Regions from separate parts of the Homo sapiens genome. Here region 1 is linked to region 2. The links are chromatin contacts, found by Hi-C or POLR2A ChIA-PET in ENCODE. All regions are on one chromosome and are shown on one strand. The core of a region is the stretch at or near the end of the contact, and the rest is flanking DNA. Distances in the headings are between cores, read along the strand shown. Region 1 has its middle 9.0 kb from the start of CIMAP1C. Region 2 holds the start of IMP3 (IMP U3 small nucleolar ribonucleoprotein 3).

Region 1 (4,288 bases), core at 932-3,431, 93 kb before region 2:
CGTGACCATTGAAGCACAGCACCACAGGGAGGGGTTTAGGCCTCCGGATGACTGCGGGCAGGCCTGGATACTATCCAGCCTCCCACAAGAAGCTGGTGGAGCAGAGTGTTCCCTGACTCCTCCAAGGAAAGGGAGACTCCCTTTCGCGGTCTGCTAAGTAACGGGTGCCTTCCCAGACACTGGCGTTACCACTTGACCAAGGAGCCCTCAAGCGGACCTTATGCGGGCATGACAGGGCTCACCTCTTGCCTTCTACATCACTTCTCACAATGTCCCTTCAGCACCTGACCCTATACCCGCAGGTTATTCCTAGGTTATATTAGTAATTAAAAGCTAATGATTAATAATGTTTATAGTAATGATTGGTAATTGTCTATGATCATCTCTATATCTAATTTGTATTATGACTATTCTTATTCTAATTATTTTCTTTATTATATTGAAACAGTTTGTGCCTTCAGTCTCTTGCCCCAGCACCTGAGTAATCCTCCACCCACAGGGCCACAGGCCCCATGAGATCTCTGAGGCCACAGAGTGTGTCCACACACGTGACCTCCAGGGTGATTCGGGCCAGAGCACAGGAATGGCCCAGGCAGAGGTGGCCTGGGCGTGGGCAGAGATGGCTCGGGCTGGGCCTGAGGCATCCAGGGGCTCAGCATCGCATCTCCTCAGGGGGGCCATCTGAGACTGCTGGGCCAGTGAAGAGGCTTCTCCCGGGTACCCACCTGTCCTGTCCAAGAGAGAACAGCCAGCCCCACAGCCCCAAATGTCTCTGTCCTCCAAGAGGCCAGATGTGAATCACAGGAATTTACAGCCCAGCCTGGCATGGGATTTATGAGTCTGCCTCCAGCCAGGGCTGGTGGGGAGTGGCCACTGTCAGCCCCCCATTGCCGCTGATGGATGAGGCTGTTTCCTGTAAGACAAACTCCCTCTGTGGCAGGCAGTGGAGGGAGACACATCCAGGCCCTAGGGCCAACCCCATACCTGTCCCAGAGCCGGATCCCTCGTGCCCTCACAGTCCATGCCTCCCCTTGATCCCCAGCCCTACACAGTGACACGCAAGCAGGAGGTGCACCCAAGGGGCCCAGCTCTTAGCCAGAGCTCTGCCTCCCACACTGCCATCTGCACCCCCTCCCCATGACCTTTAAAACCTTTCCATCCCAGGGCCCAAGCCTTGGGACCAGCCCAAGATGGGATATACCACACTCAAAGCCAGAATGGATCTCTGAGGTAGCCCAGAACACACACACGCACGCACGCACGCATATATACACACACATGCATGCATGCACATACACAGTACACAGATGAGAAACCAGGGTCCAGAGAGGAATGGGCCTTGCCCAAAGTCACCCAGCAGCACAGTGGTGAAGCTGAGACCCCAGCCCACAAGCCCCCTGGACTGGTCATTTCAGTGTCCGGTCACAGTGGACTGTCATATGGCCACAGGGGTAGTTTTCACCTCCAAATGCAGGTGCCTCTCCAGAGAACAGACAGACCTGGGTTTGAGTCCATGCCCCACCACTCTGTGTGTAAAGGTCATAAACTCTCTGTGCCCGTTCCCTCACCTGAAAAATGGGGATCAAAATAACCCCAACTTACCAAGGTTCTTACGAGGTTCAAGTGAGAGGATGCAGGTAGAGCCGCAGGACAGAGTGGGCCCCTGGCACATGCTCCCTGAGTGGTAACAATGGTTCTCCACCATCTCTCGTGTCTCAAGGGGCCCCGCTGCCTGATTTGCTGCGGGCAGGAGGACAGTCATGGTTGGGTGGGGCAGGAGGAGCAAGGAGAGTTTGAGTGTGGGACTGCAGGGCAGGAGTGAGGCCACTTCCTACTGGAGGAGACCCTGGAAGTCTCCCTGGAGGTGGTGGCATCAAGCAGAGGATGTAGAACTCTGTTTCTCTTGCTCTGAAGCTGACTGGGGGCTTCTTGATTGCCACAGGGATGGAGGGAAGCACCCTACCCTGAAAGCCTAGCCCAAGCTTCTGCCCTGGATGACCTGAGGAGGAGTCCCTCCTTTCTCTGGGCATCAGCAAAATGGGGCCGGGAGGACTAGACAACACTCCCTAGAGGCACCTTTCTGCTCTGGCCTTGTTGCAAGCTGAAGAAGGTCCTCCAGACCCACCCTCTGCAGTACCCAATTATTGCCACTGGGCAGCAGCAGGGAGTAAATCTGCGGTCCGGCCTCCTTTCCCTGCCGGCCAGTCCCTCTCCCAGCATCCGGTGGTCTTTGCTCCTCCGTCCCCCCGCCAACTCGCCAGAGAGCCAGAGCTGAGCGTCCTTCACATCCAGACATCTGATGCTCCCCTCAGCCCTGCAGAGAGCCAGCATGCTGGCTGCTTTTCAGATGGGGAAACTGATGGCCAAGAGGTGAGGACTTGCTCAAGGTCACGCAAGAGCCAAGTGTGCCCACAGCGGAGGTGGTGTGAAAGGAGACTGCGGTCACACGGACCTGGCTGGGATCCTGGTCTCCTCACCTCCAGCTGTGTGTCATCGGGCAGGTCACCCACCCTCTCTGAGCCTCAATTGATATAAGTGCTGAACACATGAAGCCACCGCTTTGTTTCCAATAGAGTTTATGCCCCAAGAGTGCAAAGACATGTCTGTCACTCACCTCAGCACCCCCAGAGCCTGGCGCAGGGTGGGATTCGGAGAATAGCGCCTGCCTCCCAGGGCCTGCCTGGCACTCAGCAGACACTGTGTCTCCTCAAACCGCAACCCCCCAACCTGGCCCCAGCCCTGGATCAGCCTCACCTCGCCTCATTCCCCTCCCATCAGTCTTTCCTGCAGGACACCCACCCACCCGGCCTTGAGGGGGGGCTCCTGCTCACCTCCCCACCCCATCCCTCTCGGCCCCCTTTCTCTGTCCTGGCCTCTCCCTCATGTCGCTCTCTCCTGCCGAGCCCCCACTTGGCTCTACGCTGTTTACAAGAGAATGATGACAGTTTTTATTTCTCTGTTTTATCTCCCTTCCTCCCCTGAAGGGAAACGTGCTTCCAATCTTCCAGGAAAAATTGAAGGCTCCGGATGAGAAAAAGCAAACAAAGGACAGTGGGACCATGGGCGTCCCCACCCCCACCACCCGCAGGCCCCACACTCAAACCAGCGCCCGTGCCCACGCCCATGCAGCCGTCCTCCGCCAGGCCCCAAGAACGGCTGTTACTTTGGGGGTAATTGAAAATGTCGATCATTATTCTAGAGCATAAGTAGGTCACAGGGACACAGGGAGCGAGAGAGAGAGAGAGAGAGAGAGAGGAAACCTGGTCATGGGAGAGGATCTGGGGGAGAGAAAGGCCAGCTGGGAGGATGTGGGCGTGGAGAGGAAGAGGGAGCAGAAGGAACGGGAGGGCGGGCAACTCTCCACCAGTGAGCAGGGCCACGGACTCAGGGGGATGTGTCCTCCCACCAGCCCCCCACCACACCCCGAAAGGAGCCGGGTGGCAGGAGCTCCTGTTTAGTCCTCCCGTACCTGAGCAGCCCCGAGAGTGGGTGTCTGTGAGTGCTGGGAGCAGGAGTGGGGACCTGGCTTGTCTTCATGGGGGTGCCCTCTCACGACCACGTGCACAGCGCCCAGAGGCCAGGTCCCAGGCTGGCGGGCTGAGAGCAGCCAGCGGTCCCCTCTCCTGGGGGAATGCAGGGACTCTCCTGACCTCCCTCCCATCACCCATCCCACCTCTCTCTGCATGTCGGGACATCTCATGGTTTGTGGATTTACTACTCCAGGGCAGTGAGGGGCGCCAGTGAGCCTGGGTGGGCACGTATCTGTGCATGAGATGAGATGCCTGGGAGAGAGGGATGGGGCAGGGTGTTTGAAGGCAGTGGTGGTACCAGGTGTGTGTGTGTAGAGTAAGGTGTGGGTCTGTGCATTTGTGTGTGTGTCTTGCCCCACGTGTGTGCGGTAAGGGACGTGTGTGTGCACAGCCCCTACCTGTGTGCCTCCAGATGGTGTGTCCATGTGTCCCTGCAGGCAGGGCCCCTCTTCTGCTCCTGGCCCAGGGCCACCATCCCCCCAGGTCCTGGGAACCTGAGTGGTGATTGGCCTTGGGGTTCCCTCCAGCAACAGTGGAACAACAGACCAGCCCCCACCCCAGCCAGTGTCCAAGAGGCTCGTGGGACTGTGATGTCACCACCAAGCCCTGGCTGAGGTAACCCAACATGGAGCCAGGCCTGTCTTGCCCCCTAGAGAGAAGAGAGGAACCTCAGGTGGGTCTCCTGCCAGGCACCGAGCCTCATCCACCCTCCAACATCTGCTCGTGGTGGGAGAGGGTGAATTCCCACCCTCTCACGG
Region 2 (4,340 bases), core at 748-3,247:
ATCACCTTCTCAATAAGACCTACTCTGGGGCTGGGTGCAGTGGCTCATGCCTGTAATCCCAGCACTTTGGGAGGCCAAAGTGGGTGGATCACAAGGTCAGGAGATGGAGACCATCCTGGCTAACACGGTGAAACCTCGTCTCTACTAAAAATACAAAAAATTAGCCAGGTGTGGTGGCAGGTGCCTGCAGTCCCAGCTACTCAGGAGGCTGAGGCAGGAGAATAGCTTGAACCCAGGAGGCGGAGGTTGCAGTGAGCCAAGATCACACCACTGCACTCCAGCCTGGGCGAGAGAGCAAGACTCGATCTCCAAAAAAAAAAAAAGAAAAAATCAATTAGATTAAAAAAGCAAACAATCTGTATTAGCTTTCTGTTTGTTTTAGAGACAGGATGTTGTTCTGTTGCCCAAGCTGGAGTGCAGTAGTGTGATCATGGCTCACTGCATCCTTGAACTTCCGGCTTCAAGGGATCCTCCCCCCTCTTACCCCGAAACCCTCACCAGTAGCTGGGACTATAGGTGCTGCCACCATGCCTGGCTAATTTTTTTTTTTTTTTTTTGTCCATAGGGACTGAGTCTTACTATGTTGCCCAGGCTGGTCTTGAACTCCTGGCTTCCAGTGATCCTCCCACCTTGGCCTCCCAGTGTTGGGATTACAGGCATGAGCCACCATGCCTAGCCTGGTGATGTTTTCTTAAACTGGCTAAGTTTATGAGTATTTATTATACTTTATAATTTACATATTATATTATTTTCCAGATATCGAATATTTTATATATATATATATATCTTTTTGAGACAGGGTCTGGCTCTGTTGTGCAAGCTGGGGTGCGGTGGCACCATTGTAGCTCAATGCAGCCTACAAGTCCTGGGCTCAAATGATCCTTCCCCCTCAGCCTCCCAGGTAGTCAGGACTACAGGTGCGCACCACCATGCTTGGCTAATTCTTTAAGATTTTTTACAGAGGTGGGATCTCGCTTCTTTTTTCTTTTTTTTTTTGCCTAGGTTGGTCTTGAACTCCTGGCCTCAAATGATCCTCCCACCTCAGCCTCCCAAAGTGCTGGGATTACAGGCATGTGCCACCGCGCCCAACCCTCAAATATTGTATTGTAAAAGACAATGAAAAGCATACAAAACAAAAATGATCAGTGAGAAGCTAGGTGGCGTCAAATGCCCGGGCAAAAAGGGGTTAGGTCTGCAGCGCTATACTCAGATGTAACTTACAGATGCAACTAGCGGAAACAGCATTAAATTTGTTAACTCAATGCTTGGTGGCCAGAAATTCATGTCAGGATAATTCATTTGAGCACAGACTAAAGGGTTTGGACTTGTAGTTATAGTCCAAGTTTCTCAAACTTGCTGGGTTTTATGAATCATCTGACACTTTAGTTAATAATACAGATTTCCAGGCGACTCCCTTATAGATCCCTTTTCTGTGGGCCTAGGAAGCAGCCAATCAGTATTTCATGGGTTCGGTGCCACCTATCCCAACTTGACAATGAGAGATCGCTCTGCATGCCAGGTGAAGGACCTGACGCTGGCGGGCGGCGGGGACTACCAGGTCAGCCCCAGGAGAGCCGGCTCCGGCAAGCTCCCCCAAGGCATGGCAGGAGCCCAGTGCAAGTTAGCACAGTAAACCCAATCAACAAGCCGCAGTCACCCCTCTTCCCCAGAAATGGCCTCTTCAGCTCTTGCGGGGGAGACTCTGAAAGTCCCCAAAGGACAGAAGTCTAGGAGGAAATGATTGCCGCAGAAAGGGATACAGTCTTGGCTACTAAAAACCGCGCGGAACCGCCTAGGGACCCGCTCCCAACCACCCACCTCCGGTGCTTCTACCCCCTCCCTCGCAAACGCGAAGAAAAGAAGAAACGCGAGATCCCAGTGCAGAGGCGTGGTCCCACCCTGGCCAATGGGAAGTGAGGGCGTGACTTTAAGTCTTTCTTTCATTGGCCCAGGGTCCCAGGCCGTCCAGGTCTTGGGGCGCCGCGGCGGAAATCGCGCGGATGCCAGAACGCGCTCTCAGCTTCGGGTCCTGCGGCTGCGGCTGCCGCCATCATGGTGCGGAAGCTTAAGTTCCACGAGCAGAAGCTGCTGAAGCAGGTGGACTTCCTGAACTGGGAGGTCACCGACCACAACCTGCACGAGCTGCGCGTGCTGCGGCGTTACCGGCTGCAGCGGCGGGAGGACTACACGCGCTACAACCAGCTGAGCCGTGCCGTGCGTGAGCTGGCGCGGCGCCTGCGCGACCTGCCCGAACGCGACCAGTTCCGCGTGCGCGCTTCGGCCGCGCTGCTGGACAAGCTGTATGCTCTCGGCTTGGTGCCCACGCGCGGTTCGCTGGAGCTCTGCGACTTCGTCACGGCCTCGTCCTTCTGCCGCCGCCGCCTCCCCACCGTGCTCCTCAAGCTGCGCATGGCGCAGCACCTTCAGGCTGCCGTGGCCTTTGTGGAGCAAGGGCACGTACGCGTGGGCCCTGACGTGGTTACCGACCCCGCCTTCCTTGTCACGCGCAGCATGGAGGACTTTGTCACTTGGGTGGACTCGTCCAAGATCAAGCGGCACGTGCTAGAGTACAATGAGGAGCGCGATGACTTCGATCTGGAAGCCTAGCGGATCTCCCACTTTGCATGGCTGTCTTTTACAGATGGGAAAACTGAGGCCTGATGCTGGAGATTCTATGAGGGTGCTCTCCTCAAGGGTATCAGACGGTCGTAGGTTCTTAAGAATTTGATTCATCAGTGGCAGGCCATGCATAGAGCCACGGGAGGTGCGTCCTTGTTTTCCAGGGAATGTTCTTAGAACTTGGACTACTGATTATTAATTGACTGTGCCTTGGGAAACAGTGGGAAGTAACTTGGTGCAGCACTGGGGTATTGTTGGCTTCTTGTGTTGGAAACTTTGTAATGTAAAAGGAAAAACTGGAAATCCCCACGCCCTGTTTCCCTTTATCGTCTTGTGGTTGGACTGGTTCAATTCGTTTAACTCGAATTCTTGCTCCTGGCCGTGGTTAAGCTGTGTACAGATGATGGAGAGTTTGGCCTCAAGTTTTTATAAACTGAGCGAGACTAGTGTTCAGGATCTCCTCCCTTGTTTAAATGTCAATAAATGCCCCAACTGCTTTGTAAGTGCAACTTTTTAATCTGTCTGGTTTTCTTTTTTTCTCTAGAGACGGAGTCTTGCTCTGTCACCCAGGCTGGAGTGCAGTGGCGCGATCTCGGCTCACTGCAACCTCCGCCTCCCGGGTTCAAGCAATTTTCCTGCCTCAGCCTCCCGAGTAGCTAGGAGTATAGGCGCCCGCCACCGCGCCCGGCTAATTTTTGTGGTTTTAGTAGAGTCAGGGTTTCACCATGTTGGCCAGGCTGGTCTGGAACTCCTGAACTCGTGATCCGCCCGCCTCGGCCTCCCAAAGTGCTGGGATTACAGGCATGAGCAAACTGCGCCCAGCCTCTGGTTTTCTTACATAGAGTCATATTTATACGTCCCAGGAGCCCAGAGAAGAATAGAGTCAGCAGCGAGTGACCTGCCTGTGGATTAGATGTGCAACAGGGCCACATGTGGAGGATGCAGGATGTTGTACAGGATTGGGCAAATTTGTCACTTTACCAGTCCCTTCCTTGGAATGAGTGTTTTGGCAGAGCTCTTCCTCACATAACTTCCTGTTGATATTCCAGCCCCAGGAAATACCGTATTAGAGGGCTGGGATGTTTGCTTGCCTAAGGAAATAATCACTCTGTAGCTTGGCCATCTAGCGGTTAGAAGTGGCCCAGGAGGTTCCTGGAAATTTAGATGATAGCAGTGATAGAGAATAAGAAGGGAGACTACCAAGTTTTACTCAAGATTTCTTTATTCTTTTTTCTTTTTGTTTTTTTTTTCACACAAGGCCCAAGCTGGAGTGCAGTGGAGCTGTCACAGCTCACTGCAGCCTCGATCTCCTGGGCTCAAGCAGTCCTCCCACCTCAGCCTCCCCAGTAGCTGGGATTATAGGCATGTACCACCACCCCTGGCTAGTTTTTAATTTTTGTAGACACAGGGTTTTGGCATGTTACCTAGGCTGATCTCAAACTCCTAAGTTCAAGCAATCCTGCCTCAGCCTCCCAAAGTGCTGGGATTACAGGTGTGAGCCACCGTGCCTGGCCAAGCCTTCTAAAAGGAGAATAAATAGGATGCCGAGATCAGTGGATTGGCTTTTAGTGGTGCCTTGTTCGCTTCCCCAGGTGTGAGGCAGCATTAGGTGAAGAAATGATTTAGAGAAGGGGACTTATTATATCATGGGATCATATAATACCAAGTACTTCTACTATATGTCAGCTCCATTTTTAAGTGCACCACCTATATTAGCCCAT

The links. A loop is a pair of places that touch in the nucleus more often than their neighbours do. ChIA-PET counts read pairs that join two places held with the same protein, here RNA polymerase II (POLR2A). Pooled maps may share reads with other maps.
Region 1: a map of MCF 10A shows a loop between it and region 2 (7-fold over the local background). The contact joins the enhancer-like site here to the promoter of IMP3 in region 2. A Hi-C loop is called at or near these places in 9 of 168 maps with a recorded cell type or tissue (CD8-positive, alpha-beta T cell, MCF 10A, Right ventricle myocardium superior and 6 more), 3 of 37 single-sample maps with no recorded cell type and 18 of 50 pooled maps. POLR2A ChIA-PET finds 5 or more read pairs at or near these places in 14 of 52 experiments (A549, CD4-positive, alpha-beta T cell, Caco-2 and 10 more).

Annotation. Positions count from the first base shown.
Region 1 is chr15:75,730,849-75,735,136 of GRCh38, reverse strand. It overlaps the pseudogene DNM1P35. Among named protein-coding and RNA genes, the nearest start is that of CIMAP1C, 9.0 kb to the right of the region's middle. RefSeq lists an enhancer at 2,875-3,806. Within about 2 kb of position 2,181, at least 7 of the 41 ENCODE cell types and tissues checked have a DNase peak (open chromatin) inside an H3K27ac peak, as active enhancers do.
Region 2 is chr15:75,637,881-75,642,220 of GRCh38, reverse strand. IMP3 (IMP U3 small nucleolar ribonucleoprotein 3) reads left to right here and starts at 1,997. Exons shown (of 1, transcript NM_018285.4): 1 at 1,997-3,128. The coding sequence starts at 2,053. The coding sequence ends at 2,607. RefSeq lists a silencer at 1,843-2,002 and an enhancer at 2,293-2,352.